4 separate regions of the Homo sapiens genome follow, and regions 2, 3 and 4 are each linked to region 1. The links are chromatin loops, found by intact Hi-C in ENCODE. Cell type or tissue: heart left ventricle. All regions are shown on one strand. Region 1 holds the start of ADCY5 (adenylate cyclase 5). Region 2 overlaps HACD2 (3-hydroxyacyl-CoA dehydratase 2). Region 3 holds the start of LOC124909420 (a long non-coding RNA gene). Region 4 overlaps ADCY5 (adenylate cyclase 5).

Region 1 (8,000 bases):
CAAGTAGCTGGGACTACAGGCACACACCACCACGCCTAGCTAATTTTTGTATTTTTAGTAGAGACAGGGTTTCACCACGTTGGCCAGGATGGTTTCGATCTCTTGACCTCGTGATCCGCCTGCCTTGGCCTCCCAAAGTGCTAGGATTAGAGTCGTGAGCCACCATGCCCGGCCTTTTTATTTTTTATTTTTTTTTTGAGACAGAGTCTCATTCTGTCAACCAGGCTGGAGTGCAATGGCATGATCTCGGCTCACTGCAACCTCCACCTCCCGGATTCAAGTGATTCTCCTGCCTCAGCCTCCAGAGTAGGATTACAGGCTCACACCGCCACGCCCGGCTAATTTTTGTATTTTTAGTAGAGACGGGTTTCACCATGTTGGCCAGGCTGGTCATGAGCGCCAGACCTCAGATGATCTGCCTGCCTCAGCCTCCCAAAGTGCTGGGGTTACAGGCATGAGCCACCATGCCTGGCTGGACAAACTTTTTGATTCCCTAAGTCTGTTTTCTCATCTTTATAGTGGGGATAACCTTCCTCAGAATAGTTATCTGACAATAAAATGTTTACAGACATACAACAGTTGCTTAGTAAATATTAATTAGTCCATCCTCCCTTTCTTAGACATCCTTCCCTGCTAGACCCAGGTTTGACTTCCAGGCCCTTGTTTGGCCCTCACAGTGGGAAGTGACACCCCCTCTCTCTGAATGCCCGAGGTGCTGTTTGCACTTCTATTGAACCCAGAACTTTGCTCTGACCTAGAGATAGTGGCTAGCTCTTCTCCGTCACTGACTTGTTCGACTTGTTCCCGGTCTAGAGTTTGGTCATCTCTCTATCCTGGTAGCAACTAGCACAATGCTTTGTACATTGAGGGTTCTCTAGAATTTTTATTGACTAAATTCATGTTTTTTTTTACAACTTGGCTAATAGTGGAATACTCAAAGGCTGGATTACCCAAGGGTTAGTTTATTCTGACCTCTTGGAATTTTTCTCCTCCCAATTTGTAACTCTGGCAAGGTTTATCTTCCAGTCTGCAGAGATGACCAGCAGAGAGAGACAAAGAAGGAAGCTCACTTAGACCTCTAGGCTCCCTGTCAGAAGCTCTGGGGAGAGAGTTGGAGGATGAAGAAGGGGAAAGTAAAAGCTGTTTACCCCCAGGCTGGGTAGGAGTGTGGTCTCCCACCTCTCCAGGGTTTAGACTGTCAGAACTCCAGCAGGACAGCTTGGGGGCAAAGGGAATTGGGTAGACACATCATTCTACAGGCCTACGTCCTTTTTGCCTAGCAGTCGAATCCTTCTCTCCATTCCTGCCTCTTGTGGCTGGTGCTGTGTATCTAGCCATTTTCCCCTTCCCCTGCTTCCCCCCAAGTGGGCACGCCAGCTTGCTCAGGTGCCCATCCTTCCTGCTAACACCTTGTTAGGTTAGGGAGGCAGTCTGGCGCTGACGAAGGACCTTTGGGTGCCAAGTTAGTAGACCTGTGTGACCTATAGCAAGTTGAATAAGCTCCCAGAGCCTCAGTTTCTGCATCTATAAGCTGGGAATAGCTACACGGTCTCTGTCCTCTGTCTCATCCTAGGATTACTGACGGGAACCAAGTGAGATTTATGAGACTTTACGAACAGGCAAAGAGCGCTTTATAAAAGCCAGGTGTTTCCAGTGTTCACTGTGGGGCTTTCTCCTGGTAACTACCCACCAAAGCCTCCCTGTCCGCCCCGCCCCGGCTGCATCGGCCTCACCCACTGCATCACCATCTTTTCCATCACTGTCTTCCTGCGTCTCAGAAGTCCTGTTTCTGCATCTCCCCTGTCCATTTCCGGGTCTGGCTCTCCGGCCCCTGAGACCCCTCCAGGGACTCTGTTCTCCTTCTCCTTGAGGCACTCGCTGCCCAGGCGCCCCCCACCCGGTGCGCCCTCCTTTGGCACAGCCGCCGGGCCAGAGAATCGCCCAATAAGAGCGCCGGACTGTAGTCTGACAGCTCCGGAAGCGGCCAATCGAGCCGGGCCAGGGAAGGGGGGCGCAGCGCCGGGGCTGAAGTTGGGTTAAATGGGGGGAGGGGGATTAAAGGGGGATACAAAAGAGGGGAGCTAGGACTGGGGGCGCTGGAGCCCTGGCCGGGGGCGGGGGAAGACCGCGCTCCACCCAGGTCTGGTGACGGGACCGCAGGCTGGATGCGGCTCCTAGTCCCAGGGAGGGAGGGGCGCAGCGAGAATTTTAGGTGAGGAAGGGGAACTGGGGTGCCCGCGGCCAGGCCTGAGGATGCCCGCGGGGCGCCGAGGCTGGGGCCATGGCCAGGCCGGGGGCGGAGGCGGCCTCGCGCGGCTGTGAGCCGAGGCCCGGGCGGCGCGGGGGGCGGGGAGGCAGCGGGAGGAGGGGATGCGGAGGGCTCTCCGGCGGCGGCGAGCGGGCGAGAAGGGAGGAGCGGCGCGAGCGGCCGGAGCGGCGCAGGGCCCGAAGCGTGCATGGCGCGCCCTGAGCCGGGCTCCCGCGGGCCCCCCCGGAGCGCCTCTCGGGCGCCGCGGCTCTCAGGCGGGCCCCTCTGGGCCGGCTGCTTCTGAGCCCCGGCGCTGGATCTCTGGATGCCTTACTCCCCGGGAGAAGCCTGCCTGCGTCGGGGCAGAACCGCGGCAGCGCTGCGCCGGATTCCGTCCTCCGCCTAGTCGTTCCGCGCCGGCCGCGGTGGGCCCGCAGCCGGCGACGAGGAGCTTGGGGCTTGCGAAGCGGGCGCGACAGCTCTCCGGGCCGGCAGGTCCCGGCCGGCCCCGCTCCGTTTGCGGGAAAGGGAGAGGCGAGAGGGGAAGGGCCGCACCGCAGGAGCCGGTCCCTGACCCGGACCCCGCCCCCTGCGCGGACGCGCCGAAGGCTCGGCTCGGCTTTCGCCGGGGCCACGCATCCACTCTCGCCGCGAGAGGTGGGGGATGCGGGCAACGGCCCCCCCGGGCTCCAGGACCCTCCCCCCCGGGGCTCCGGAGCTGTTGCTCCGCCCGTCGCCCCCTCCCCCGTCCTCTCCACCTCCCATCCCACCTCCCCACCCCTCGTAAGAAAATAATGCTGGCTGGCGCCCGCACCTCCCAGTCGCTCCCAGTCCGCTGCGAGGAAAGCGCACCCGCAGTGTCTCTTCGCCGGGACCCCCGCCGAGCCGCCCTCGCCGCCGCCGAGCCCCGAGAGCAGCTGGGCTCCGCTTAGGCGGAATCAGCGAGCGCCGCGCCCGGGCACTGCCGGCCCGAGGAGGCACCGCCCGCAAGGACACCACTCCGTCCCGTCTCGTCCGCAACTCCGGCCCTCGTCGAGCTCGACGCGAGCCAGGATCCCGGACGTCTCTCCGCGTGCGGCGCAGCAGCAGCCAGACCAGTCCCTGCGACCCCACCTCGGAGGCAACTCCATTTCGGACCTGGGACTTCTGACGCGGATCCTCAGCTACTTCTCACCTCGGGGCTGTGCCCTCCTCCTCCGCTCAGGACGGGGGTGCCAAGATGCCCCGCTGCAGCGCAGGGCCCCGGGCCGCCCCCGACGTGTGACCCTAGCCTGGTCCCCCTGCTCGGCCGTCCGCCCTCCCCTTGGAGACCCCCGGCCCGGCTTCCGGGGGAGGAGGAAGGAGACGACGAGGCCGAGGGGGGGATGTCCGGCTCCAAAAGCGTGAGCCCCCCGGGCTACGCGGCGCAGAAGACTGCGGCGCCGGCGCCCCGGGGAGGCCCCGAACACCGCTCTGCGTGGGGCGAGGCCGATTCCCGCGCGAATGGCTACCCCCATGCCCCCGGGGGCTCTGCCCGCGGCTCCACCAAGAAACCCGGGGGGGCGGTGACCCCGCAGCAGCAGCAGCGCCTGGCCAGCCGCTGGCGCAGCGACGACGACGACGATCCTCCGCTGAGCGGTGACGACCCCCTGGCCGGGGGCTTCGGCTTCAGCTTCCGCTCCAAGTCCGCCTGGCAGGAGCGCGGCGGCGACGACTGCGGTCGCGGCAGCCGCCGGCAGCGGCGGGGCGCGGCCAGCGGGGGCAGCACCCGGGCGCCCCCTGCGGGCGGCGGCGGCGGCTCGGCGGCGGCGGCTGCCTCGGCGGGCGGGACGGAGGTGCGCCCTCGCTCGGTGGAGGTGGGTCTGGAGGAGCGGCGGGGCAAGGGGCGCGCGGCCGACGAGCTGGAGGCCGGCGCCGTCGAGGGCGGCGAGGGGTCCGGGGATGGCGGCAGCTCGGCGGACTCGGGCTCGGGCGCGGGGCCCGGCGCGGTGCTGTCCCTGGGCGCCTGCTGCCTGGCGTTGCTGCAGATATTCCGCTCCAAGAAGTTCCCGTCGGACAAACTGGAGCGGCTGTACCAGCGCTACTTCTTCCGCCTGAACCAGAGCAGCCTCACCATGCTCATGGCCGTGCTGGTGCTCGTGTGCCTGGTCATGTTGGCCTTCCACGCGGCGCGGCCCCCGCTCCAGCTGCCCTACCTGGCCGTGCTGGCGGCCGCCGTCGGCGTGATCCTCATCATGGCTGTGCTTTGCAACCGCGCCGCCTTCCACCAGGACCACATGGGCCTGGCCTGCTATGCGCTCATCGCCGTGGTGCTGGCCGTCCAGGTGGTGGGCCTGCTGCTGCCGCAGCCACGCAGCGCCTCTGAGGGCATCTGGTGGACCGTGTTCTTCATCTACACCATCTACACGCTGCTGCCCGTGCGCATGCGGGCCGCAGTGCTCAGCGGGGTGCTCCTGTCCGCCCTCCACCTGGCCATCGCCCTGCGCACCAACGCCCAGGACCAGTTCCTGCTGAAGCAGGTAGGGGCCGACCTGGCCACCGGGACTGGATTGCGGGGCGGGCAGGCCTCAGCTGGACTCCAAAGAAAGGGATCCCACCCTCACCCTTTCGAATGGTGAAAAGAGCCAGAGAGACAGGGCTCGGCCATGTAGGCTATTTGGGAGCTTCTTACCCCACTCTGAGCCCCAGCGGCTTCATTTACAAAAAGAGTGCCCTTGTGTCGTTTGCAGTGTTCCTTGCCCCTTAGATAACGTGTACTGAACTGTAGCCATCACTGTGGGAATGCAGTGAGGAAGGTTGGAGGAGAAAATTATAAGGAGTGTTTCCCATCTCTTCCTGAGCTTCTGTTCCTATATACAAAAGGCCCCTAACGAAAGTGGCTGGACCCTCTAGCAGCCACCCCCTCGTGAGTGCCACTGCTGCTTTGTTAATCCAGCCCTGGATAGAGGGTTGGTGAGGGGACACCCTGCACCCCTTGCTCAGTGGTAAGGAGGAGGTAGCATGAGCCTGCCACCTGTCTAAGGCTGGGGATTTGGTAGCTGGAGATATCCCTGAACTTGCAGAAGGACTGACAAGTTTGTTTCAGTTAGCAGAGCGCCCCAAGCCAAAAACCTGCCCTTCGCTAAAGTGGGAAGGAGCCTCCGAGATGTGTGTGGTGGCAATTCCCCTTCCGGCCTGAGCAGAAAGCTGTTGTTGAACATCATGACCCCTTCAAGTGGGTGCCCCTGGTCATTGCTTGTGGTAGGGACATTTTATCCCTGCTGGGATTTGTTGGGTGAGTCTAGAACTGCAGGTTCAGGAAGAAATACAACTTTTGCCTGGTTAGCTGGTGACTCTCTTAAAGGCTTCTGTGAGAGGGGCATGTTGGCTATCCTGACCTCAGGGTGAGAGGAGCCCCCCTGCCATCCATACCATATCTCCCTTTAGTGTCCTGTGGTCTGGTTTCCTGGTCCTCATCCATGATTGCTTCTGAACCTGCTTGTTTGCATGCTGCTCCACTGTGAGAGTCCACTGGGCCCTTGCTACAGGCAAGTCTCTTCACCTTGGACCCCAGTGCACACATCTGCCCACTGGTGTCTGCCTTCTCGAATAGAACCTCTTAAGGGTTTTCCATTGTCATTGCCTTCCTCTGTCTCCCCTCTTCTAGTGCCTTCTCTTAGACTTTTATCCTCTTGAGTACCGCATCTTTCTTGAGTTGCTCTCCTGTGTCCCCTGGCTTCCTGGACATAGTATTCTTCCATAGAGAATAGCACTGTTATGGGTTTCAGGGCTCTGGGCTCTAGCTGAACCTGCAGGGTGCTCTGTGACTGGGACGGAGGGGACACACAAGCTCTCTGGGCCTTTGCTACCTTTTCTAGAGAATGAGAGGAATGTTTATGTCCCTTCCACTTCTAACGTCCTCTGCCCCAAGCTGTACCCCTGCAAGGAACCTTCTTCTTCCATTCCAGCCACACTGACCTCGTGGTCTTCTGTATGATTAACAATAGAGTCAGAGGCACAGAGTGGAGCACTTATTCATTTTCCAGTGTCCACTTGTTTTGCTGTCTGTCCAGTGTAACCTCCATGGATGCACAAATCCCAAGGTGTATGTGTTTTTCCTCCTCTATTCTCTCACCCTTACCTAAGCACAGTGCAGAATACTTAGTAGGGATTTAATAACTGCTTGCCAATATAGTTGGGGTCCAGTGAATGGAGTAAGTGGGGCTGTTGATGCTAAGTTAAAAGTTTTTTCAGATCTGAGATGAGAAGAAAAAAAAAATCTTTAGAGACCAGCTTTGCAGAAGACTTTTGAGAGGTGGTGGTTTAAAAGTTACTACCATTGTTAGTGCTTATAAAAGCCCCAACTCTTTTGACCCGAGGACTCGTGCTTTCAGATGGTTGTTGTATCTTTGGGGACTGCTCCTGATTTGGGTGGATGTAGCTTTTCTGCAGAGGAAGGGGCATGTCATCCATATGGAGATTTTCAGGATAGTTCAGGGTATTTTGTGAACCAGACTTGGGACACAGGGTCTGATTACAGCTGTAGGTATGGTTTCTCCTGAGGGGGGTTGGAGTCAGATCCCAGGAAAGGGGTGCTGAGCCTTGGGGGGGGCCCCAATTCCACCTTAGCATGAAAATACCATTGCAGCAACAGAGTGTCTGTCTGACTGACTTCTCCTTCTGGTTCCTTAGGCAAATCCCTCTCCCTTCTCTCCCCACCCCCACTGGCTCCTACCCTGTTCTTTTACCCACTGTGGTCTTTAGACTTTTGCAAGGCTGTAGGATTTTGGGTGGATTTACACTTACTTTATATGATCTTCCCTGAGTGGTGCAGAGCTTGTTATGAGTGGTTCAAGACAAGGGAATGCAAACATTTCCTCTATTTGGCTTCAGAGAAAACTGTATCTTTTTTTGTTTGTACTTGATTTACCCTTTTGATTATGCCTCATATAAAATTTGTCTTTCTTGAGCAAACCCTGCTGGCTGGTGGGGGAAGTCCAGCATTAACCTCTGCCTCAGGTTACTCCAGAACAGCAGGCATGTAAGAGTGGTTGGGATTAGATGCCTTGTTCTTTTCTTTGTTGAGACACATGTCCAGGGAAATGGGTGGCAATGAGCAGTTCCTATGTTGGGGCTTTGGGAATTCCCCCTTCGGTGGCTTGGACACATAGTAGGCCCTCAGTAAACTGGACTGGCATTTCTTCACTGCTCCTCTTGCAAGGCTGGACCTCTCCCCCTTTACTCAGGTCCTCAACATCATTATCTGACCTGTGTATTTTATTCTTCTTCAGCCTCTCTTATGTGTGGGGCTCTGCCCTTGGCTCCAATTAGGAGAAGCATTTGGTTTCTTAACCAGTGGCTCCTGACAGTTTTGACTCAAGGGAGGAACAGGACACAAGGTGCCACAGCCCCTCTTGGTGGGATGGTGTTTCTTCCCTTCTCCATCCCTCTGGCTCTGTCCATAGTGTTTGTCACCCTCCCCCTCGGCTCCTTCTCTCTCTCTGCCTGCTCCTTTCCTCTCTGACTTCCTTTCTCTTCCCTCTCCCTCTGATCCCTGTTACTGTCTGCCCACCTCACCTCTCTGCTGCCTTCCTGCAGGCTCTGCTTTCCCATCTCTCCCTCCCTGTTCGAGGCCTCTCAGCCTCTGCTGTGCTCTTGTCTCACTGTCGACTCCTGTCTCCTCGCTGGGGTATAGTAGGAGCGTCACGGGGTTGTTTTTTTCTCCTCCTTTGCCTGTTAGAAGTCCCTCTGCTACACCCATACCATAAATAACACTGGAGCATCTGCCAAACAC
Region 2 (8,000 bases), 110 kb before region 1:
GTAACTCTTTCATATTCTTAATTTTCTTAAATTATAATTTCTTTGCAAGTGAGCACTTCAGGGCCCTTCATTCTTAGTATGAGTTGGGGTTGCGTCTTGCTCACGGTTGTGACAATGCAACTTGGCAAATACGGCCTCCAGAAACAATCAACTAAAATCCATGGAGGGGCTCATTTCTGTGTAGCTGTAAATGAGTTCCCACACCTCAACTTTTTCAAAGTAGGTGGTTTGTTTTGTATTGATAATAGAAGGATGGGATTTCTCAAATGCTGTGGCTGCAGCCCTCAATCTAAGATTTGCAAAGCTTTTATATTTATTCAGTGTTTTTCCTTTTAGAAATGAGAATTTTAAAAAATAGGCCAGTCGTGGTGGCTCACACCTGTAATCCCAGTACTTTGGGAGGCCAAGGCGGGCAGATCACCTGAGGTCAGGAATTTGAGACCAGCCTGGCCAACATGGTGAAACCCTGTCTCTACAAAAAGTACAAAAATTAGCTGGACATGGTGGCAGGCGCCTGTAGTCCCAGCTACTTGGGAGGCTGAGGTGGGAGAATCACTTGAACCCAGGAGGCGGAGGTTGCAATGAGCCGAAATTGTGCCTCTGCACTCCAGCCTGGGCGACAGAGTGAGACCCCGTCTCAAAAAATAAACAGACACCAAAACCCACCCTGAGATATGTTTTTTTTTTTTTCCGTAATACTGCAAAGAAGAGTTGTGGTTTTTTATTCATGTGGTGTGATTTGTGTTGAATGAAGTATTAAGAAGTGTTATATCTTTTCTGTGTCGTCTTCAAGATTAGATTGTGGAAGAGGCATGGGGGCTATGGTTCTCAGCTGACTCTGCAATATGGTTCCCCTCTTTATGGATGGGGATTAGAGGTGCAGGTAGTGGAACTGAAGATACTCTTGGTAAGATGTGACACTGTGCATTTAGTGAACTTTCATGTCAGAAATTGTACTACCAACTCTAGAAGTTTTCTTTTGATAGAAAATTGTAGCTCAGTCACAGCCCAGAGAGTTATATCTAAAGCTTAGTATTTGCACTTTAATTTCATCAACAGGCAGGGACAAAAGACCTTTCACTTAGGATATCCTGGATTTGTGGTTTCAGATATTTGCTGTGTGTGCCAGCTTGCACTCCTCCCTCAAACAGAAGACACTTTATTAAAAAATTTTAAGTGAATTCCAAAAAAATCATAATCACCTTAATATTCATCGGTAGCGTATGGCTCCAGACTGATTTTATTAGGTAACAAAGGTTGCCAGGTAGGAAGCAGAGCAGCCGCTAGGGAGACCCACCCCTCTTCCTACCAAAAAAATCTTTCCAGCCCACTAATTAGAGCTAACTGAATCCTCCCTTGAACTGTAACACTCCCTCCTCTGCCCCCCCGCTACTTTGAGAGGGCCAAGTTTTTATCAGTCATTCACAATGCAGTATTGTAAAGGAACTGCCATCACTTATTTTTAAAACCAGACACAGAACCCACCAAATTTTAGCAGAAGAGAACTCTGGAAGGAGAGCATCTTAGAGGGAAGGGGGGAATTCCTCCAAATTTCTCTCTCCTGGAATTCTGCTTTCACACCTGTGCCCAGCCTTCAGCAGTGTGGCTGGGCACAGAAACATTACTGCATTGTTTCCACTTAGCTGACATTTTAAAAATGAACCTTACCAAATTGTAAGAAAGAGACAAAAAGGAATAATTACCCAAAATACAGACAGTACAGTATAAAAACCACCATCCCCAAAGAACAAGTTTCTAATCCAAAGCTCTAACTCCCTTTTAGTTTCTGGGGGCTGGCGCAGCTTCTACTGGCTCTCTTTAAGCCTTGTTCTTACCGGGACCCCTGTCACAAATATGGATAACAAACATTTCTTATTCAGATTTAAATATTGCTTTCTGCCTGGGAGCATGTTTAGTGGTGGTGATGGCAGGGGGATGGGGGAGAAAGGGATGTAACCTAGCCAGGCAGCTAGCCTGTCTCCCCTGCTTAGAGGTTTCTAAGGCTGACCCCTGGAGAGCCGCCTGGGGAGATTGGAGGCCTGGGTAGGAGGTTGCCAAATCCAACCTTCCCCTCCTTTGCAATTAATTCTGCCTTTGTCATTTATTCAAATACAGTAGTTTTCCAGCATCCTGACAATGGAGCTCTAACGGTCAAGACCATAAGTGGTCATATTCAAACTTTAATCTTTCCCAAATCAGTTAAGCGCTTCAGACCAGACCAGCTTAGTAGCCTCCCTCTGCCTTAGCTCTGGTTCATTCTGTTGTCTCCTGATCAAATGTTCCCTGCTCCCCTCCAGACAAGGAGAGAAGAAAATGCACCTGCATCTTGTGCTCCTGATACACAAAGCTTCAGCCCCTGTTCTCTGAATAAACCTTGCTTTTTCACACCTCCATAATTTTGTACATATGGTTTCCTTGGCGTGGAACACCAAGCTCTGTTAGTTGTTCCCTGCTCTGTGTGAATGTAACTGAGATGAAGGAAAGGAAGAGAGAAATAGAGCATGCTCATTTGTAGCCTAAAGAGCCTGAGCAGGGAGGGTGGAAGACTTACCCAGGTATACACCACCTGGTACCTCGCACTTTGCAAGCACTCAGTGAGCAGCACCCAAGTATGAGGCAAAAACAGTCCCCGAGGATTTCTGTGCCTAGTTGGAGTTCAGAAGGGAAAGCTATGAAGAGAGCCCAGATCAGGGAATTTTATCCTCTGCTGTCCCTGCAGGAACAACTAAGTCTTTCTTTGGAATGGAAACCTATTATTGAGACCTTAAGGTGCCTTCTCTATGAGATAGTATTAGCTGGCTGTCCAGTCCGTCAGAAATCAACCCAGGGCACACCCTGTTGGAAACATTACTAGTCGTTTGACAAGTCAGACACCTTCCCTCTGGGCCTAGTTTCCACATGTGAAAAACGAGGGCATTGGACTGAATACGTGATGATCTCTATCATTCCTTACAGCCACTCGTTCTGAAATTCTGTGAACCTGTAAATGTGATGTTGCTTCAGAAATGAATGTCAATGATCTGAGTAGTGATGTAAAAGGAGGGTACGCTAGATGTTTAAACGTGCCAAAGTATGAGTGTTTGGAAATTCATTTCAAGTACAGTAGTTCTACTACCTTTTTCCCTCTAGATAAATTTTGAAAGTCCCATCAGAATACAGAATTGAGAGAGGACACACACAACACGTTTTCTGTAACAGACGTTTACTATGGTCACCACTAGATGGCACCCTTGTATTAGTAAGGAGATTTTTCTCAGAAATTATAGGGCTTCGGGATGACTTCTAATAAAAATAGATAGTAATTAATCAATAGCTGAAACTGAGGAATGAGCAAGTTAAGCAGAGAAAATAGAAATGGATGTTTTTCTATCACTGTCTGATGACTTGATCCTTAAGATTCGAGGTAAGGAAAAGCTGGAGCTGTCTACATTGCCCTGATGGAGATTATTTTATAAATATTTCTTAATTGTAAAGCATAAGATACCTTTAAATCCAACATGAGTTTGATTTGCTTGATGAAAATGGGTGCCATATTTCAGCAGTTCTTTGGTGCGATGGTTTGTGATAGTCTGAAGTCAACCTTACACCTATTCTTAGCTTCAAAAGCAAGGTTAGTCCTGCAAAGTTGGGAACACCAAGTAGTTACCAAGTTGAGTAAATCCTGTTGAACCAAAAAGTGAAAACTTGAGTCATCTTTTAGCCAAAGAATAATTTGATTTATGCTTCTGTGGCAGGAGTTGAACAATGTGTTAAAAGGGAGCAAGAAAGCTTCGGAAAATTTGTATGACCGTGATATGTCATTTTTATAGTTCAGTTTCCTTTTCTTGGGAGAGGATTTTTTTTCTCTTCATTCACTGTAAACATCTTTCCATTAATTTTTAAAAATATGCTATTTTTTTAGAGCAGTTTTAGGTTCACAGCAAAATTGAGAGGAAGGTACAGACATGTCCCATAGGCCCCCTTCCTCCACGCATGCATAGTCTCCCATTATCAACATCCCCAACCAGAGTAGTACATTTGTTACAATTGATTAATGTACATTGACACATCATTTTTGTCCAAAGCCCATAGTTCACTCTTAGCATTGTACAATCGTTGGGTTTGGACAAATTTATAATGACATATATCTAATATTATACTGTCATACAGAGTGTTTTCACTCCCACTCTGGGGCTTGTCTTAAAAATCTTCTGTACTCTACCTGTTTATCCCCCAGAGCCCTGGAAGCCATTGATCTTTCCACTGTCTCCATGGTTTTGCCTTTTCCAGAATGTCATACAGTATGCAGCCTTTTCAGACCGACTTCTTTGACTTAGTAATATGTGTTTAAGTTTTCTCCATGTCTTTTCATGGCTTGATAGCCCATTTCATTTTAGCACTGAATAATACCCCGTTGTCTGGATGTACCACAATTTACCCATTCTCCTAGTAAAGTACATCTTGGTTGCTACCAGGTTTTGCCAATTGTGAATAAAGCTGCTATGGACATTTGTGTGCAGGTTTTTGTGCAGATGCAAGTTTTCAAATCCTTTGGATAAATACCAAAGAGCATGATTGCTAGATTATATGCTAAGGGTATGTTTAGTTTTGTAAGAATCTGCCAAACAGTCTTCTAAAGTGTCTGTACCGTTTTGCTTTCCCAAGAGTAATGAATGAGAGTTTCTTATTCCACATCCTCTGCTGCGTTTGGTATTGTCAGTGCTCTGGATTTTGACCCTTCTAATAGGTGTGTAGTGGTGTATTGATTATACATGACGTAGAGCATCTTTTAATATGCTTATTTGCATCTGTAGGTCCTCTTTGATGAGGTGTTTTTTGTTGTTTATTTTTTTGAGACAGTCTCACTCTGTCATCCAGGCTGGAGTGCAGTGGAGCAATCATAGCTCACTGTAGCCTTGAACTCCTGGGCTCAAGTGATCCTCCTGCCCCAGCCTCCCAAGTAGCTGGGACTACAGGTGTGAGCCACCATGCCCAGCTAATTTTTTTAATTTTTTGTACAGATGGGATCTTGCTATCTTTCTCAAGCTGGTCTTGGCCTCAAGTGACCCTCCCACCTCAGCCTGGTAAAGTATCTTTTAAGGCAGCGGTCCACAACCTCTTTGGCACCAGGGACTGGTTTCGTGAAAGACATTTTTTCCATGGACTGGGGATAAGGGGAGGGGGTGGTTTTGGGATGAAATTGTTTCACTTCAGATCATCAGGCATTAGATTCTCATAAGGAGCACTCAACCTAGGTCCCTTGAATGCACAGTTGACACTAGGGTTCATGCTCCTATGAGAATCTAACACTGCTGCTGATCTGACAGGAGGTGGAGCTCAGGCAGTGATACTCACTCACCTGCTGCTCTCCTGCTGCGCAGCCCAGGGACTGGGGACCCCTGTTTTAGGGTCTTTTTAAGTTTAGGATAACAGTCCTTTGTCAAATATTATCTTTTGCAAATATTTTCTCCTGGTCTGAGGCTTGTCTTTTTATTCCCTTTACAGTATCTTTTGCGGAGCAGAAATTTTTAATTTTAGTCAAGTCCAGTTTGCCAGTTTGTTGGACTTCAGACATTCTAATAGGCGTGTAGTGGTAGTTGTTGTTTTAATTTTTATTTCTCTAATGACAAATGCTATGGCACATCTTTTCATATGCTCATTTGTCATCTTTTGGGGCAAGGTGTCTATTCAGGTCTTTGCTCATTTTTCAGTTGGATTGTTTTTTTGTTGAGATTTAAGAATTCTTTCTATATTTTGGATACAAATTCTTTATCAGACAGGTGTTCAGCAAATATTTTCTCTTGCTCTGGGGCTTGTCTTTTGATTCTTTTAATAGTGTCTTTGAGGAAGCACAGATTTTTAAATTTAATAATGTACAACTTAACCAGTTTTCCCTTTCATGGATTGTGCTTTGGTATTGTGTCTGAAAACTTGTTACTATAGATATCTCGATTACCCTGATTTGATCTTTACATATTACATGAATATGTCAAAATATCACATGTACCCTGAAAATATGCACATCTATTGTATATCATTTTTTTTTTTTTTTTGAGACGGAGTCTTGCTCTGTCACCCAGGCTGGAGTGCAGTGTCATGGTCATGGCTCGCTGCAGCCTTGATCTGCAGGGCTCAGGTGATCCTCCCACCTCAGCTTCCCAAGCAGCTGGGACTACAGGCGTGCACCACCACACTTGGCTAGTTTTTGTGCTTTTTGTAGAGATGGGACTTCTCCGTGTTGCCAGGGATGGTCTTGAACTCCTGGGGTCAATAGATCTGCCTGCCTTGGCCTCCCAAAGTGCTGGAATTACAGGCATGAGCCACTTCACCCGGCCTCAATTTATTTTTTAGAGATGGGGTCTTGCTGTGTTGCCCACACCAGTCTCAAATTCCTGGCCTCAGGTGATCCTCCCGCCTCAGTCTGTGATCCATTTTGAGTTAATTTTTGTGAAAGGTGTCAGGTCTGTGTCTAGTTTTATTTATTTATTTTTTTACATATAGTCATCCAGTTGTTCGGCACGATTTGTTGAAAAGTCTATTCTTTCTCCATTGCGTTGTCTTTATGCCATTGTCAAAGATCAGTTATTGCTGGATCTATTTCTGGCCCCTCTGTTCTATTGATGTATATGTTTATTATTTTGCCAATACCAGGATTACCTTGATTATAAGTCTTAAAATCTGGTAGTAGAAGTCCTCTAACTTTATTCCTTCTTTTTTCAGTATTGTATGGGTCTTTTGCCTTTCCATATGAACTTTGGAATCTTTTTGTCAACATCTACAAAATAGCTTCCTGGGATTTTGAGTGGGATTGTGTTGAATCTATAGAGCAAGTCGGGAATAATTGACACCTTAACAATATTGACTCTTTCAATCCACAGACATATAATATTTCTCCACTTATTTAGATCTTTGATTTCTTTTATCATTGTTTTGCAGTTTTTCACATAGCAATTCTCTGTTTTGTTAGAGTTATATGTGTTTTTATTTGGTGTTAGTATAAATGATTTTTTTTTAACTTTAAAATTTTGGTGGTTCATTGCTGGTACAGAGAAAGGCAATTGACCTTCATATATTGATCTTATATCCTGTGACCTTGCTATACTTGCTTATTAGTTCTAGGATTTTGTGTGTGTGTGTGTTTGTAGATTCTTTGAGATCTTCTATATAGATAATCATATCATCTTTGAACAAAGACAGTTTTATTTCTTGCTTTTCAGTTTATTTACCTTTTATTTCTTTTTCTTGTCTTACTGCACTGGCTAAGACTTCCAGTATGACATTCTTCATATTCTTTACTCAATAAGATAAAATTATTCCTAGCTCAGTTTTCTCCCCAACCAATTTTGAAGGCATATACACTTTCTACTTCATTTTTACTATCAGGGTATAAAATTCAATGTCTATTTTTTTAAGTTCTTCTGTATCCTTACTTATTTTTTTGTCTGCTTGACCTGTCTTGCACTTAGAATGATAATGTTGTTAACATCTCTAAGTATTAATGTGTTTCTAATTTTCCTTGCATCTTCTATAGCAATTGCTTTAGCAAAAGTTGTTGCTATGTTATTTGATGCATAAATATTTATAACTGTTATTTCTTCATTGTCAGTTGTGACTTTAGCATTTAAAAAAGTCTGTCAGATTTAATGCTTTTTTGTCTTAAATCTTACTTTATCGGAATCAAAATCATGACCCTCTACTTTCTTTTGTTTCCATTTGCCTGATATGCCCTTGTGCATTCTTTTATTTTGTGTCCCTTAATCAATCACTTTAATATTAGCATAGAGTTGGGTTTTGTTTTGTGAGCCAGTTTGAAAATCTTTCATATAATAGGTGAGTTAAGCTCGTTCATAGTTTTTGATATGACAGGTATGTTTATCTTACTCTGTTACATTTATGTTATAATTGCTACATACTCTGTTATATTTGCTGTATTTGCCTACCTGATGTGTTTTCTTTATTTTCTTTAATTTTTTTTCGAGAGATGGGGTCTCACTGTGTTGCCCAGGCTGGAGTGCAGTGGC
Region 3 (8,000 bases), 61 kb after region 1:
CGCCCCAGGGGAGGCCAAGCCCAGCCCTCTGTCTTTACTCCATGGTGTCTTTTAATCCCCCAAAGCAACTTTTTATCTTCCTTTGGGCCTCTGAAAAATCTAAGCATGTATCATCCTTCCTGCAGGGAAATGCACCTCTGTGGATGCAGAGAAAGCTCAAAACCATTTTAGGAGGATCTAGGCTCCCACAGGCCACCTGTTCACCTGGCAGCAGAGCTCCTGCCAAACAGGTCTCCCATGAGGAGGTGGCCCTCCATGGCTCATTCCACCAGAGGGCACAGGAGGGAAATGGGCTTGAAGACGCAGTGGAGGCATTCATTTAGGGTGAGCAAAAGATGGACACCAAACTGGGCAATCAAGGGGATTATAAAGGCTGCTTTGACATCCGGCCACTAGCACAGCATCCAGGTATGACCAGCTCCCTCTTCTTCCCCCATTTTTCCACAAGAAAAAGCCAGGCTTGGCTGTGAGCTGCATCTGCTGGGGAAGGGTCGTAGGGGACGGCCTCTCTCCTCTAGCTGATGGCCCAAAGTGTCTGTCCAGCTTCCTGGCCTGAGACTGAAACTGGCATCGTGATGGCTCAGGGATTGGCAGTCATCCTCACCCCCATCACCGGGAACACCTGCTCTGTCCTGGTGCACCCAGCCCTGTACAGGCCCTGTAGGAAGCCAGGCCCTTCCTACGGCTTTGCCCTCATTGTACCTCTCCTCTCTCCACTCTTGAGGAAGGCTAAGGGCTATTTGTAGCCCCCCATAGAGCTAAGCTCCCCAGCGAGCACTGCACCATTTGTTTTTTGTAGTTGCAGCTCAGAAGGCCTGCATGGACATCTGTGCACTGTCCGTTAAATTAGTTTTTGGTGGTATTCACTTCAGGCTGGAGTTTGTCCTATTCAGAGCCACGGACAGAGAAGCACTTAATTCTGGTAGAGTTGACTGACCCTGTGGTCAGCGAGGGGGAAAGTTATAGGTTTTTCTAACCTCAGGGTTAGTGTCCCTCTCATCTGCTTGTCACATGCCTCTCCACATGTGCCGCTCTGCTGGGGGCTTCACCAAGAGCAAGAAACAGATGTGGGCCTGTATGGAACCAGGAGTGGCCAGCATGGTGTGGAACGTGTGTGTGCGCATGTGTGTGTGCTCGCAGCAGGGGTGTGGGGGTGCTTAGCTCTCTTTTGCGAAAACTCTCCCTGTACAAATGGACCCTACTGGTATTGGGAAAAAGTGGTTTGAAGATTGAGGCAGGGAGAGTGGTCAGGACTACAAATCCTAGTCCAGAGGAAAGTCTCGAAGCTGCGTTCCTAACTCTTCTGAACCAGTTCCTCTCCTGGGCCAGACATTTTGGCAAGGATCTTCTGAGGAGATTTGCTGTTTTAGTCATATCCTCTTCTCCAGAGTGGCCGATCTGAGCCCTCACTGCTGTCCTCTCTGTAGCTCCCAGTCCTGTGTCTCCACCAAGCCCTCATGTTTTTGCAGATAAACTTCCTGCCTCATTGAGGACGTCATAAGCCTTCCCTCTCCATCTCAGCCGACGTCCTGCACCTCCTGGCTTCTCAGAGCAGCCCAGTTCCTTCTCCTGCCCAAGGCATTCCCTCCTTTGACCTGGCCTCCATTCTTTCCTTCTGGCCACCTTCCTCCCTCCTTCCTTCCATGACTCCTGGCCTCCCGCCCCGCCTCCTTCCCCAGGTCCCTCCTGTAGAGGCTAACTAGGGACACAGGTCCCCAGTATAGAAACACCTCCTTCACTCCCTGGCGTGCCTCCATCTCTCACGTCTCTCTCCTCCAACTCCCCACTGGCCCTCTTGACAGGATAGTTCTCAGCGTATGTGCCTCCCCAATCTCACAGAGGACCCTCATGGTGAAAGCAGCCCTTGCCGCTCATATTGGGGGCCCCTGGCTGCCACATGATGGGTCTCCTTCACCTGGCACTGCTTGCTCTGGCCCCACTCCCATTCTTGTCTTTCTTTGGCTGTTCCCACTCTGTCTGTTGTTTTGGCCTCCTCTTTTCTTTTCCTCCTCAAGCATTTGTTTTTCCCAGGGCTCCATCTTGGGCTCTTTTCTTCCAGCTCATTTTGTCCATCTCTGTGATTTTGTTAACCCTCCCCATATCTGTCCCTCTGGCCCAGCCTCTCCGGAGATGCACCTGCACATTTCCAGCTGCCTGTTAGTTATTGCTCCCTGGGGTACCTTAAACCCATCATGTGTACCCCTCACTCATCCACCCCACTGTCCTCACGGAGACCGGCTCCTCCACTGCCTCTCTTCTCTGTCTTATTTCCTGTCATTCTCCCTGTTGCCTGCTTAGAAACTGAAGTCATCCTTGACAACTCCCTCTCCTCGCCTCCCACTTTCAGTTGGTCATACAGTGCTGATGGGTTTGGCTCTGAAACGTCCCCTCCATTCCTCCAACCTCCGCGGCCCCTCCCAACCTGCCCTGGTTAGACCTTCATCATCTCTCATCTGGACCATTGCGCAGCCTTTTACTTAGCTCTGGGCCACCTTCCATACAGCTGTAATGCGACATTTCCAAAATTCAGGTCTGAGCACATCACTTCCTTGCCATTCTGGCCCAAAATACTGGCTTCCCCCCATCTTCCCTACACCCCTGAACAGCTGTTCTCTTCTGCCAAGCTTCTCTAGAATGCTTTCTGTCCCTCCAGTGTCTTGTCCCCCTTTGCTACTCATCTGCATTCCAGAACCCACCTCAAATATCACCTTCTCTGGGAAGCCTTCCTGGGTCACCTTCCAGCATTCAGGGATGGACTCTTTCCTTTCCTTTCTGGTGCTCCTGTGTGACCACACACCGTGACCAGCTGTTGTACTCTCCTGGTTTTATCTGTCTCCTCCTAGACTGGATGTGTCTCAAAACCCAAGATAGGCCTTATTTATTGCTGATGTTGCCAGTCCTAGCAGAGTGCCTGGCCTGCCATTGGGTTTAGTACATGTTTGCCTAATTAATGTTGTGTTGAAAGGAAATTCTTTTTTGCATCTGCAATAGGCCTTTTTAAGGGGGGTTACTATTTCCCTTGATTTGAATATCTCATGTTTGTCTATGACTGGGCTGGGCCGGGTCAGGATGAATGTCCTCCTAGGTAAGAGATGAGCTTCTCTGCGGCCTTGTAGATTTGTATTTTTTGTTGTTGTTGTTACTGTCACCTACTTTGCACTCTGTAGTTTACCCCCAGCCTCCTGCTGTGCTGATAAAATCCTGGGCAATTAATACCTACTCCCAAGTCAATGGATTTGGCTGGATTGATTTTTTTTCCCCTGGCTAGTTTCCCCAACCCTGGCATTTTCTATGAAAGTAGAAGAGGTCTCAGAGTCTAGGCTCATTTAAATAACAATGTAATAAATATCACATGGGCTCAAACATCACCAAGGAGGTAAATGTATTAAAAAGCATCGATGCATTTCAAAGCCTGATACCAATGATTTTCAGATTATTCTTGGAATAGCTCTCACAACCCACACACATGAATAATAAAATCTGTGTATACACATACATGTGTCTGTGTGTATCTACATCCTAATTCTGTGGGTTGTTATATTTGTACCATTGATTATAGGGACGCAGCCTTGAACCCGGTAATTTAATCAGTTTTTGTTGAATGAATGAAGTAGTGAAGAAATGAATGGACTGGAGCCTGAGGGAGTACCTGTTTCTCCTCTCCTTGAAGGTCCAGCACTTTCTTATGGATCCTAGTGTTTGCATGAGCTGTGCTGGGTCATGGCTCTGGCTGTCGTCTTTCTCTGTTTTGGAGTGGCCGGTTTCTGCTGGAGGTTCCCTTCCACGCTGACGGGCTTAAGACCTTGGGTCATTTGCATTATGATGAGAAGACCCAGCTGGGCTATATCTAGGAGAAGTTACAGGAAACGGGGTGGGGTCGGGGGCGCTGGCAGGCAGCGTGGGAAGAAAGTTTCTGCAGCCTGCAAAGTAAAAAAGACTGGTCAGGGGTGTTTCCTGGACGTCCTTGAAACTGCCCAAGGAGGGTGAGGTGCCCCTCCTTGGCTAACAGATTTGGGCCCATGGCTCAGGTAGCCTTGAGGGAGGGTCGGGGTATGGTGACCATATGATTTAGCAGCAAAACCAGGACTCTTTTGAGAGTGGAAGGAGAGAGGGTGCTGTTAATAATTTGTTCCAGACAATAGGCATAACGAGACTATGCTGAGCAAATTGAAACATGTCTCCTAAGTAGAAGATGGGCCAGTTCTGGGGGCACCCCAGTTCCTTCCAGAGAGCACATATGGGTGGGGAGTGGCAGCATGAAGGACAGTGTTCTGAGAAGCCAAGAGATGGCCAGGGTGGAAGATAGGATCCCTGGAGCCACTGGTATGCCGTGGGGTCTCTCTCACTGGGCCTCGGGGCTCCTGGTTGACGTTAAGGATGGTGGCCTCTGCCGAGGATGAGGGGAGCCAGGGCTCAGTGCCTGGGCCCCAGGAGGAGAAAAGTGTCAAGGCTGAGTCACCCAGCTTGGCAGCTGGCCCTGTGCCCTCCTGTCCACCTAAAGCTGAGCTGCTTCGGGCTCATTCATGCCTTTGAGCCTTTCCTGACCTCCTCCTGGCCTGGAGTTCTGAGGAGAGCTGCATCTTCTGGAAGCCTTTCCATGGGCCTGCTTGGGCTCTCACGCTCTGCCTCTTTGACGGTCCTGTGGCGCTGTCACTTAGGCTTTGACCTCAGGTCAGTGTCAGAACCTTTCTGAGCCTCAGTGTCTTCATCAATAAGATAGGGATAAGAGCACCTACCCTGGAGAGCCGTCTTGGGATTAGATACAGGGTGATGGTGGTGACGATGATTCTCAGCCTGTCCACGAAAGAAGTCTTTTTTGTAGACTATAGAGAGAGGTAAGAAAAACGAAAAATGGGAGAATTATCCTGATAGCTAGTATCTACTTTAACTCTGCAGCTCTTGATTACAGATATTATTCTCCATTTTACAGATGAGAAACTGAAGCACAGAGAGGTTAAGTAACTTGTCCAAGATCACACAGCCAGTAAGTGTTATAGTGGCATTTGGACTCCAGCTTTTCTAGCTAACTTGCGGCTGGATGGGTCCCCATGCAGGAGTTCTGGGAGCTGGAGGGGCAGGGGTAGGCATTCAGAACTTTGGTGGGTTTCCTCTCCCACCCTGTACACACCCCTGTCTCACCATCTAGGTCTCCAGAATGTAGAGGAGTCATGATTTTAGGCACCAAGACTATGTGTCTGGCTGGGGCTAAGTGAGGCTTATTTATAAAAGGTTTTAATAAAATAAGCACTTTGGCTCTATTAACGTTCCCTCCCTCTCCTTTCTCCATCCCCTCTACTTGCCCTGCTCCCACATACTCACAGCCACACACAGACTACAGCACTGGTCGTGCGTGCGTGTGTGTGTGTGTGTGCGTGTGTGTCTGCAGTGGACATTTTTTGCCCCTAGAAGGATGTGTACCGGCTTTCCCCTGCAGTGTGAATGTGTGGTTCTGGCTCCAGGGTGGCCTCTGCAGGAAGGGCAGCTTGCTTAGATAGAGCCATCCAGAGCTGTGCTTCTGCCTGGTTCTGGAGTTTCTTGCTTGTTTATTTACTTACCGGGGGTGGGCTGGGGTGCCGGCTGTAAGGAGAGGGGGGCCTGCGTTCAGATTGTTCAGAGCCATCTGCTGTTTGCGGTAACTTGCCAGGCAGAGCTGCTGGGTGGCTGGCTTTGCAGTGTTCCCTGTAAATATTATGACTTTGAGGACCAGGGTGGGGTCCCAGGGACTTCAAGGAGACTGAAGGGCTGGTCCTCCTTTGTGCCTGCACCCTCTGACAGTCCTGTTGTCCCCCTTCCTCTCCCGGGCCGAGGGGTCCTAGGACAAAGGTTGGCTCCAGGAATAACAAGGAAATCAGAGTGGTACTAGTGGCCTCTTCATGCTTCCCAAGTTAGAAAACTTGGGATTCAGAGACTGTCTGCAGAGCTGCACTTCAGAGTGGGAAGGTGGGAAAGAAGAGGTGCCCTGGAGCTTGAGGCTAGTTCCCTTGGCTTTACTGGGGAGGGGGCAACACAGGAATAATCTGTGGGCGTAGTGAAATTTAGATGGTCCAGCAGTCCCCTGGAGCTTGGTTCTGGGGTCAGAGGAAGGGCAGTGTCTGTGGACACACCTGGCTTTGAGTCCTAGTTCCGGCCCTTGTGACCTGGGCAAGAGCCCGAGGTAATGTATATAAAGGGCATAGCAAGGAGTGGCGAAAATACCAGCAGGGCTTCGCTTCTGGGGCCATGGAGCCAACTTGCTGTCTGCGGGTGGCTGCACTCGCCCTGACCCAGGGCGACTCAGTCATTGTGCCAGAGGAGCCTCTGTAGCTCCATGTTTTTGGTTCCCCTGGGTTGGAAGATTCACCCTCAAGTCTAACCCAAGTCCTTGATAATATGTACTGTCCAGCCAACCTGTTCTGTTGTCAGAGGGGACAGCAGGTCCCACCTGTACTTGTGAGCTAAAGGCTGTTTATTTTTAAATCTCCCTCAGGGTCTTTTCTTGGGGCCTAGTGACATCAGGCCCTCTGACTCAGGAATCTTAAGGGTCACATGGTAATAACATTTGGGAGTTTCTTATTGGGTTCACAACTGCAGGGACTAAGGAGCAGTCATTACTGTCCCGGGAGCATGGACAGACTCCCTTACCCTCTGCAGGGCAGAAAAGATCATTTACAAGGCCACCCTTGAGGAAGGGTGGGTGTGTGTTTGTGTGTGTGTGTGCGCGCGCGCACGTGCCTTGCAGAAGGGTGTGTGTGTGTGTGTGCATGCCTTGAGGAAGGGTGTGTGTGTGCACCTTGAGGAAGAGTGTGTGTGTGTTTGTGTGTGTGTGTGCGTGCCTTGAGGAAGTGTGTGTGTGTGCACGTGCACCTTGAGGAAGGGTGTGTGTGCGTGTATGTGTGTGTGTGTGCCTGCCTGCATGTGTGGATGTGGATATGGGCTTGTGTACATTTTCCTTTCCCTCTGGGTTGCCCAGTAGTTTAAACCCCCTAGCTGAGATGTGCAGGGGGCTCTGCACAGGGAGCCGTCGCTGTTGCTGCTGTGGAGATGAGCCTAAAATTAGCCCCGTGGGCGGGCACTTTGCCATCTGGCATTCCTCTCCCTAAAGAGCTTGTCCATCTCCAGTAAGGTGGGAGCCTGGAATACCAGGGCAGCCCCTATCTACCTCACCGTGGCATTGAGGCTGAGCTGTGAGCATCTTCACATTTTCCCAGGCGATCAGAAGAATCTTACCCCTCCCCGCTAAGCCTTGACAGTTGCCACATAAAGCCATGAGTGGAGAGAGTGGGCCTTCGCGCTTGCCTCAAGTGCACGGCCACAGGGACGTACTTCACATTCCCGAGGAGGCGAGGAGGGCAGCTGTGGGCCTGGCTGCAGAGGGAATGATGCCTCCTCCCTCCCTTTCTGACACACACTATGGCTACTGACTTGGCTTCCCTGGAATTTCTAGTCCTGGGAGCAGGGCTCAGATTTCCAAAATGCGACTCCTCCCTACGGCCTGGGCTGCATTCCTGTTTACGTGTGTGTCCCTGTCTACCCACTCACCCCTACCAGGACGGGGCTGGGACTTGGCCATTGGTTGTGCGTGGTGGTCAGGGGTCACCTGTTAGCAAGGCTCGGGGCCCTGGGGTGGCCATGGGGTGGGGGTGGGGGAGGCTGAGGATGGCTGGTGGGAGATATGGGCCTGGAAGGAGTGCAGGGCCCAGAGTGGATTTCATGTTAAATTGAATCTTCCACCTATGCTGTTTTATTTTTCTTTATTTTGTCATAAAATGCATATGACATAAAATTTATCTTGTAACCGTTTTTAAGTGTGCCAGTCAGACATTACGTACATTCACCATGGTGGGCAGCCACTACCAGAATCCATTTCCAGAACTTTTTCATCATTCCAAACAGAAACTCTACCCATTAAACACCAACTCCATTCCTTCCTCCCCCCAGCCTTTGGTCATCTCTAATCTACTTTCTGTCTCTATGATTTTGACTAGTCCGGGTACTTCCCACAATATTTGTCCTTTTGTGTC
Region 4 (8,000 bases), 74 kb after region 1:
CCACCCCTCCCAGGGACTGGGATTTGGCCAGACTGTGAAGATGAGAGTTGAGTGACCACGTGGGTGCTGATTATCAGGATGGTGGAGAGGAACGGTTTCTGGGCTCATGGTGAGAATGAGAGCAGGCGACTGCTATACCTGAGCTGGTTATTAGCTTTGTTCAGAAGCTTTGGTTGAGTGCTTTTACTTAAAGCTTTGCAGAGTGCCCAAAGCTCATACCAGTTTGATTGTTTTGTTTGTTCATTCATTCATGTATCCATTCATTCATGCAATATTTTTTGAGTTTTTTTTTTTTTTTTTTTGAGATGGAGTCTTGCACTCTCGCCCAGGCTGGAGTGCTGTGGCATGATCTCGGCTCACTGCAACCTCCGCCTCCCGGGTTCAAGTGATTCTTCTGTCTCAGCCTCCCGAGTAGCTGGGACTACAGGCACACACCACCACACGCAGCTAATTTTTGTATTTTTAGTAGAGACAGGGTTTCACCAGGTTGGCATTGTGCTAAGCACCTTCTTTCTTCGTGCTGGGTTATGTCTCCTTGTTTGCCTCCACACAGAGAAAAAGCACTCCATGCTTGGAACACCAGAGGATGCAACTTCCCCAGGTGGTGAGCAGAACAGGCCTTGCCCTCATGGAGCTCACAGTCTAGCAGGGAAGTTGCACACTGATGGAAAATCACACTGGTCATGATAGAATGGTGGCTGACCACAGCACTCAGAGGGAGGGAGGTGTGGGCCTATGATGGCTGTTGTGGGGGGACCCACTCTGAGAGGTCAGAGAAGCTTTTCAGAGGAATTGAATATTGGCTGAGTCCACAGGAAGAGTAGGAGGTAACTGGGCAAAGAAAGGTGGGGTGGGGTTTTCTTGGGAGAGGGGCTGGCACATGCAGAAGCCCTGTTAGGATGGAGCAGGGACTGGAGCCAGGGGCAGTGATAACAAGAAGTGGTGTGAGATGACACTGGAGAGCAGAAGGAGCCAGATGACTCGAGCCCGGAGAGCTGAATTAAGGAGCTTTTATTCCAAGAGACTTGGAAGTTCTATCAAAGTTTGAAGTGGGAGAGGAAGTGCAGTTTACATGATCCGATGTGTGTTTTGAGAAGATCATCGTGGCTGCTGTGTGGAGCTCCAGCTCTTGTCTGCTGTGCGCTTGTCAGCTGGAGGTGGACAGGTGTGTGTGTGTGGCGGAGAACACGCGTGCAATTTTAGAAGGGCTGGAGCCGAGCCTTCCCTCTTCTTGCTGGGGCACATCTCCTCATTGTTTGGCTCAGCACAGAGAAAAAGCACTCCAAACACCAGAGGATGCAGCTTCCCCCAGGGGATGACAGGAGTTCACTGAATACAAAACCTAGTTCTTGGAAGAATGCTAGTGGAGAAAGGAACTATTGTCTAAAATTAGGCTTTGGGACTATTTCAGTGAAAAGTAATCTTCCTGCCTGGTCTTGCTGAGGGCTCGTCCTGGTTTCCCCCTCCTGCCTGCCCAGACTTTTGTTCCCCATTCTCATCCTCCTTCTGGCCAGTTCATCATCTTCACTCACGCCAGCCACTCTGCTCTGGGGCCACCTGGGACTAAGGTTGAGGCGTTCATTGTTATTTATTTTGGGCCTCTGTGGGCACACACATAGTAGGAGGGTGGCCCATTGGCTGGCGGTGATTTCCACTCAGCAGACAGTGTCCTGAGGCCCTGAGTGGGGTGAGACCTCTAGGAATAGGTGTCCCCTCCTTCTAATGACACTTTTCTCAAAAATATACAGTCTGGACTTGGAGACCACCCTGGGCCTCAGGCAGAAAGAACATATGCTCCTCCTTGAAGAAATTTTGATTTCTCTTACAAATGCACGAAGGCCAAGAACCCCTTAGCTGTCCTAGTGATTCTTAGGCACTCACTGTGAGGAAGACAGTCCACCGTCCCAGAGCTGGGACTCCACGCAGGCCTTTGGAGCGTGGCAGGAATCATGGCAGCGATGGTGATGAGGAGTTTTAACCCAAAAGCTGTTGAGAGCATGTGTGCAGTAGCCCCTTAGCTTAACTGTGGCCATCTCAGCTACACTCTTGGCATTTCCTTGCTCTTCAATTCTGTGGGCCCCCAAACTGAGGGCTGCCTTAGTCACAATCCCGCTGAAACAGGCAGGACTGCCCAGCAGACCTCCAGTCTCCCTTGCACCCGGGCAGCCTTTGCCCTGGTGAGCAGGCGGATTAAGGCCTTTCAGGGCTACTGCACACATGCTCTCAACAGCTTTTGGGTTAAAACTCCTCATCACCATCAGTACCATGATTCCCGCCATGCTCCAAAGGCTCGCGTGGAGTCCCAGCTCTGGGACTGTGGGCTGCCTTCCTCACAGTGCGTACCTAAGAATCACTAGAATAGTAGGACAGACATACTGACATGGACAGGTGAACAGGCATTCACTACCCAGGGCTAAATGAGGCCCTCGTGGTCACTCTGCCCAGCCTTTCAGCTATCCACTTGCTACACAAATGCCCTATCCAGCATCCCCCACATGCCAGAGTGCCCAGCACAGTTGGCCCTCAGGAAACACTGAAGGATGAAATAAGCTGTTAGAATGACTGGCCTGCTGGAGACCTCTCGTCCCTCTGACCCCTCGAGCATTCTTGGGGCAGACTCTTAGCTGAAGACATTCTTTCCCAAGAAGCAAGATGGCGCCAGCTGACCTTGGATTATAAATATCCCTCATTCTCCAGATTGCTCTGAGAACTGGGAATGGGGGGCCTGCCCCAGACTGGTGGCTGAGCCCAAAAACAGGGTGCACTGAGCTGTTGGGGTGATGCCTTGAGGACCACTGGGTCCCAGAGTCTTCAGGAAGCATGCCCTGCCAGTGCCCCCTTGGCTGAGATTACTGGCAACAGGACCTGAGAAAACTTAGCGTCTGGTTTATCTCTGTTTGTCGTCCACTGAGGAAAAATGAGAGTATGCTTCCTTCTCTGAGGCAGAGCTGTTTATATCTGCAGGTTCTTGACACACTCATGCATACTTTCACACACACAGACTGGAAGATAAATGAGTCCTCCACGTCGAACTTCTCAGCAGTGAGCCGACACTAACCAGATCCCAGCCCTTTCTCCTCGGGACAGATGTGCTGCCCTTGAAAAAGGGCTGGGGGCAGGGGTGGAGGTGTCACCAGGGGATGGGGCCTGTGAAGGGGCTGACAGATGGTGAGAGGCTTAATTCCTCTGGAGGGTAATTTGTGAAGACCTGGGCTGCAGGTGAAGTCTAAGTTAGAGGGAGAAGAGGAACTTCTCAAGGAGAGATATGAGTGCCCATTGATGGGCACTTCTCAACCCTTCAGTGTGAGCTCATCATGTGCCCCATAATTGGTGTCCTTCTCAACTTTCCGTCTCTGTCAAGGTCTCCATAAACATTCAAGTTTCCCCAGGCTTGGGTGGGTCAGTCCCAAATCTTGCCAGTACTTCCCTTATAGAATCTATTGGATTCATCCCTCCCTCCCAGCCCCAGCCCCGTCTCTTGAGTGCAGCAGCATTCCTAGTCTGCAGACCCAGCCTCCAGACAGATGCTGCTGCCCCCCTTTTGCCAAAGAAGACAAATAGTTCTTCCTTCTGGGGTGGAGCCAGTGTAGCACAGTGATTAAGACCATGGGTTTCAGAGTCAGTTGGCCCTGGTTCAAGTTCCAGTGCCACTACTTCCTAGCTGTGTGGCCTGGAGCGAGTTGCTTAACTTCACTGTGCCTCACTTTCTTTTTGTCTGTAAAATGAGAATTCTAATTACACCCAGCCCATAGTGTTGTCCCGAGGATTAGATGAGGCTATACCTGCACACTGTAAGCATCTGGTAGACAGTAGCTGTTATTAAATATCATGAAACAACCCCCATTACCAGCTTGTAGTGGCTCCTTATTGCTTGTGGGACCAAGCCAAGCTTCCCATCCTGGCAGACAGTGGTTCACCATCTGGGCCATTTGACTGATGCAGCTTCATCATCTGTCGCTCTCTGATCCTGCTATGGTGGCCTCTTCACTGCCCCACCTGTGCTGTGATTTTTTGAGGACTGTTGTTTTCATTCAAAAGTTTCCCCTCCACACCCCAACCCTACTCAGCTCCCAGCCCAAACCTTACCCCCTCCCTGATGCCTGTCTTGACCTCTTTGGCCGACAGAGGCATTTGCAATCTGAACTTAGCCATGTCATTCTTCAGCATCCACTTGTGTGGTTTCTCCTGTGTTTTCTACCTTAACCATGAGTGCTTATGTCCCATGGTGCTGCCCATGTACTGTTGCCTCCCTTAATATGGAGATTTGGGAGTTGACCATATGATCACTAGAAACTTCTCCATCGAATATGCGGAAGCCCTATCCTGATTTTATAGGAACCAAAAGGTAAAGAGATGTTTCCCAAGGTTGCCAAATCACCCTGTGGTAGAAATGGGAGTAAAGCTCCAGCCCAGAGCCTATGCTTCGCCAGTCCTGATCCTCTGCTACCTGCGGGGGGGTCGGGGGGGGGGGGGCGTGATGCTTCTGGCCTGTTGGCTAAATTCCACAGCTCAGCAAGTGTCGGTGATGAAAGCCGGGCCCAGCCTCGTGAGTGCTGGCAGAGGGCTTGTTTTGACAAGAGCAATTTAGCTTAAGTGACTTGTGCTAGCACTTGGGGTGCTCACAACAGGGACCTGACTCACTCCTTTGTCAAGGACCTCTGTCCTAACTCCCCAGCGTCCTTCAGGGCAAGGAGTCGTTTCTGTGAGACCCTATGGATGGGGGCGTGAGAATCTGTCCCTTCCGTGGCCTTCATCCTTCCAGTTCTGTTTTGGCTCTTGGGGCAGCCCAGCTGAGACTTGGAGACTCCAAGAAGAGTTCTCCATCCCTCTGGTATCAATCCAGTTTGCTGCATTAAGCAGGAAAGCCAATGGCATGGATAATGCCCAGCGACAGAGGACTTCTAAATGCGCTAGATGATTTATAGCAGACTTCCTCTCTTCATTATTTTTGGCTCATGCTGAAGTCAGATCAGTCTGTATTCCTCATGTACATACCAGCTGCCTGGAAATGGCTGTGATTGGGACACACCAGTCATTACTTGATTTGTGTGCCCCTGTTCCTACTCGAACATTTATTGAATACCTGCTGCATGCTAGGTGCTGTGGAGGTACTGGCAGCTCCATGAGACTTGGCCCCAGCCTAGCTGGCTTTGGAGGAATGGTTTGCTGTGGATAATTCCTAGAGTGAATGAGAACCTTAACCGGGCAGGAGAGAACAGGTGGTTGAGTGTTGCATTGCCACCTCTCGCAGTATCCCTGCCTTTTCCTCTGCTTGTCAGGGTTCAGCTTGTCTGGGTTCAAAGGTGGCTTTGTTGGCTCTACTTTCTGCTGTAGCTGTGGCCTTCTTTTAAAAAATTTTAAAAACCAGTTGACACACGTTCAGACTTGCCAATGCTGATTTTTTAACGGAGTGGTCATTTGCTTAGGATAGCAGAGTACAAAGGACACACCCAGGGTTTCTTCTCATAGCAGCTTCCTTGGTGCAGACTTTGACTGACAGCTGACTTTCAGGAATGATCCTGTTGCCAGCCTCTTGCCCAGATGGGCTTACCTGCCCTTGTTGCTGGTGTGGGGCACAGGCACCCAGTGGTTTTAGGGGTGGGAGGCAGGCATGTGTGTTTCTCTTGAGGTACTCTTGCTCTGTCATCTTAGGCATGTGGCCAGGAATAGCATCTGGTGTCGTGGGCTTAAATTCCACTCCAGTCTGCCTTTCTGAGGACTCGGGGCTTTTTCCCTCTGGGAAGGGGTGCTGCTTCCTCCAAATAGGGAGGAAAAGGGACACTCTCCTATCTCCTTGCCTGGGTGCCCTCAGGATGTGGGTGCCATGCGTGGGCTGATAGCCTGCCCAGTTGGGCATTGTGATGTTTCCCTGGATCTTCCTGCATCCTGGGGAATGTCATTCTCTGCTTATGTGTTGGGGGTCAGAGCAGTGTGGGCTGCTTCTGAGTCCTGGGAGAGAGGTGAGGGGGTCCCTGGGGCTGGGGGTTGATGGATGCCTGTCCTTTGGCAGCTAGGATTACGAGCATCAATGTTTAGGGCCCTCGAGCAGAGAACATGGGGCAAATTGAGGTGAGAGAAGTGTTGGGCCAGCATGGAGGCTCACCTTTCAGGAGACAACCAGGGCTCCTGGACAAGTCCAGCAGTAAGTGCAGTGTCAGCAAGTGCAGAGGAACACCAGCTGAATGAACAAGGGGCTAAGAGGCAAAGGTTCTGCATAATGGCCCAGCAGAAGGTGGGGCAGGGCCCCAAGCCCCCAAGCCCTCCTCTGTGCTCACTGCAGACCCCAGGGACTTCGCCTGCCCACCTTCTTCAAATCCCCTCACTCCCCTCTCCCCTGCCCCAAATCTGGCTTAGGAGCAGCCCAGGGCCCAGCTATCCCTGAGGGGAGGCCCTGGGGCACCTTTTGCTTTTCTGCCCTTCACTGTGTAGATATGCAGGGGTGGGGGTGGGGGACAATCAGGCAGGAAACTGAGCTTCAGATCCCATGCTACCCACACCTGGCCTGGCCTTCGCTGCTGATGGGGAGTGCCCTGAGGCATTGCCCACAATGGGTGCAGAAGTGGCAGCCTCATCCCCAGCTCTTGCCCCATCCTCCAGGCCTGGCTGAGAGATACCGGCTGCCATGTGCAATGCCCCGAGGCTCAGGACCAGAACCCGGCTTGGGTCCGGCCGCGTGCCACTTCCCCTGGGAGACAGTACTCTGGTAAAGCACCCAGGCCTGTGCCTGGTGCTTCAAGACAGTTGACAAATTGCCGATGTTCTTATCTTCTCCACTCTCCTCAGGGGACTGCGATCGACTGGTTGGAGCTCTCAGTTTCTTGCTTTTACTAAACCTAGATAGGCAGTGGAAGAATAATTGCTTTCCTGACATTTTATATTATCACCTTATTTAGTCCATCATCTTAATCTTTACACAGTCCTTGAGAAGTAGATAGTATCATCCCTATTTTGTAGGAGAAGATTCTGAGGTTTACTAAGGTTAAGTTACTCAGTCACCACCACACAGGGGAAAAAGGATGTGAACTTGGAGCTTTGATACCAGGTCCTAACCAGATCCCACGTTTTCCCCACAGCATGCTTCGTCTTCTTGAGATACTGCAGAGCTCACTCCTTCTTTCCTCTGGGCCGCTGTTTGTTACCGTGCAGAGTCTGGCCACTGTGCTTCCTTCCGTCTTGAGAATCAGCCCCTCTGTCTGCTTTGTCTCTGCTCTGGTTTCTGGGCTTAGTCCCAGGTCTTGTCAGGAGCACTGCTCAGATGCCTTCAACCATTCTTGGAGTGGCCTTAGTGTTTTCACACCTCCAGCCTCATCCTGCCTTCCCTTGGCTTTGTGTGCCCTGTGTGTTGTGATTTCTCCCTTCTGCCCCAGAGCACGTGGTGGGAAGGGAGGAGGAGGAAGTGGGGGAGGAACGGAGAGGGCAAAGGGGAGGGAGGGATGGGATAGGGGCTTGCCATCTTGATACTCAGACCTAGAAACCTCTGCTGTTTGCAGGTGTATTGGGGTCAAGGCTAAGCTGCCGTAACAAAGAGATACCAAAATACAGTGGCCTTAAGAAGATGGGAATTTATTTCTCTTGTGTCATAGTCTCAAAGTGATGGGGTCCAGGTTGGTAGGATGATTCAGTTCCATGGGGTTGCTCCACCACTTCTAAGGACATTATCCTCATTCATATGGTCAAAGCTGGGTTTGGAGCCTATCTATGTTGTAGCCCAGAAGAACGTGTTTGATAATGGGATGGGAGGTGACATGGGAGCTGCATGTAGCACTTCCATTCATACCCCACTGGCATAGTCATGACCACACCTTGCTGCAAGAGGGGCTGAGAAATGCTGTCTGTGGCTGGGCAGCCATGTGCCCAGTGACTGTGTATTGCCTGGGAAGAACAGGGCAAGGAATTTAGTTGGACAACTTACAGTCTCTGCCACAGCCTTTTAAAAATTATTATTTTTAAATAAAACGGTTAATCTTAATTATTCTAAAGGGGGCGGTGGTGTGATAATC

Evidence for each region. A loop is a pair of places that touch in the nucleus more often than their neighbours do. Peaks named below come from ENCODE experiments on the same cell type or tissue, not always from the same donor. Only the 100,000 strongest peaks of a DNase experiment are listed, where the experiment ranks them.
Region 2: a loop joins it to region 1, with 2.7 times the contacts of the local background. A loop is called at or near these places in 22 of 110 quality-filtered maps.
Region 3: a loop joins it to region 1, with 2.9 times the contacts of the local background. A loop is called at or near these places in 16 of 110 quality-filtered maps.
Region 4: a loop joins it to region 1, with 2.3 times the contacts of the local background. A loop is called at or near these places in 16 of 110 quality-filtered maps.

The regions. Positions count from the first base shown.
Region 1 is chr3:123,444,158-123,452,157 of GRCh38, reverse strand. ADCY5 (adenylate cyclase 5) reads left to right here and starts at 3,068. Exons shown (of 21, transcript NM_183357.3): 1 at 3,068-4,746. The coding sequence starts at 3,613. RefSeq lists an enhancer at 4,007-4,906. In heart left ventricle, CTCF peaks have their summits at 4,115 and 7,195; DNase peaks (open chromatin) are centred at 2,397, 2,837, 3,324, 3,947 and 1 weaker place; H3K4me3 peaks cover 6,458 bases; H3K27ac peaks cover 6,135 bases; H3K27me3 peaks cover 1,419 bases.
Region 2 is chr3:123,554,469-123,562,468 of GRCh38, reverse strand. The region is part of intron 3 of HACD2 (3-hydroxyacyl-CoA dehydratase 2); the gene reads left to right. Among named protein-coding and RNA genes, the nearest start is that of HACD2, 27 kb to the left of the region's middle. In heart left ventricle, a CTCF peak has its summit at 3,221 (motif pointing right); no DNase peak of the experiment used is centred here.
Region 3 is chr3:123,382,665-123,390,664 of GRCh38, reverse strand. All of the region lies in intron 1 of ADCY5 (adenylate cyclase 5), which reads left to right. LOC124909420 (a long non-coding RNA gene) reads right to left here and starts at 4,819. Exons shown (of 2, transcript XR_007096035.1): 1 at 4,737-4,819; 2 at 3,570-3,920. RefSeq lists enhancers at 3,907-4,407, 4,408-4,908. In heart left ventricle, no CTCF peak of the experiment used is centred here; DNase peaks (open chromatin) are centred at 3,874, 4,424, 5,424, 7,094 and 1 weaker place; H3K4me3 peaks cover 1,352 bases; H3K27ac peaks cover 8,000 bases.
Region 4 is chr3:123,370,232-123,378,231 of GRCh38, reverse strand. All of the region lies in intron 1 of ADCY5 (adenylate cyclase 5), which reads left to right. Among named protein-coding and RNA genes, the nearest start is that of ADCY5, 75 kb to the left of the region's middle. In heart left ventricle, no CTCF peak of the experiment used is centred here; a DNase peak (open chromatin) is centred at 4,601; H3K27ac peaks cover 7,835 bases.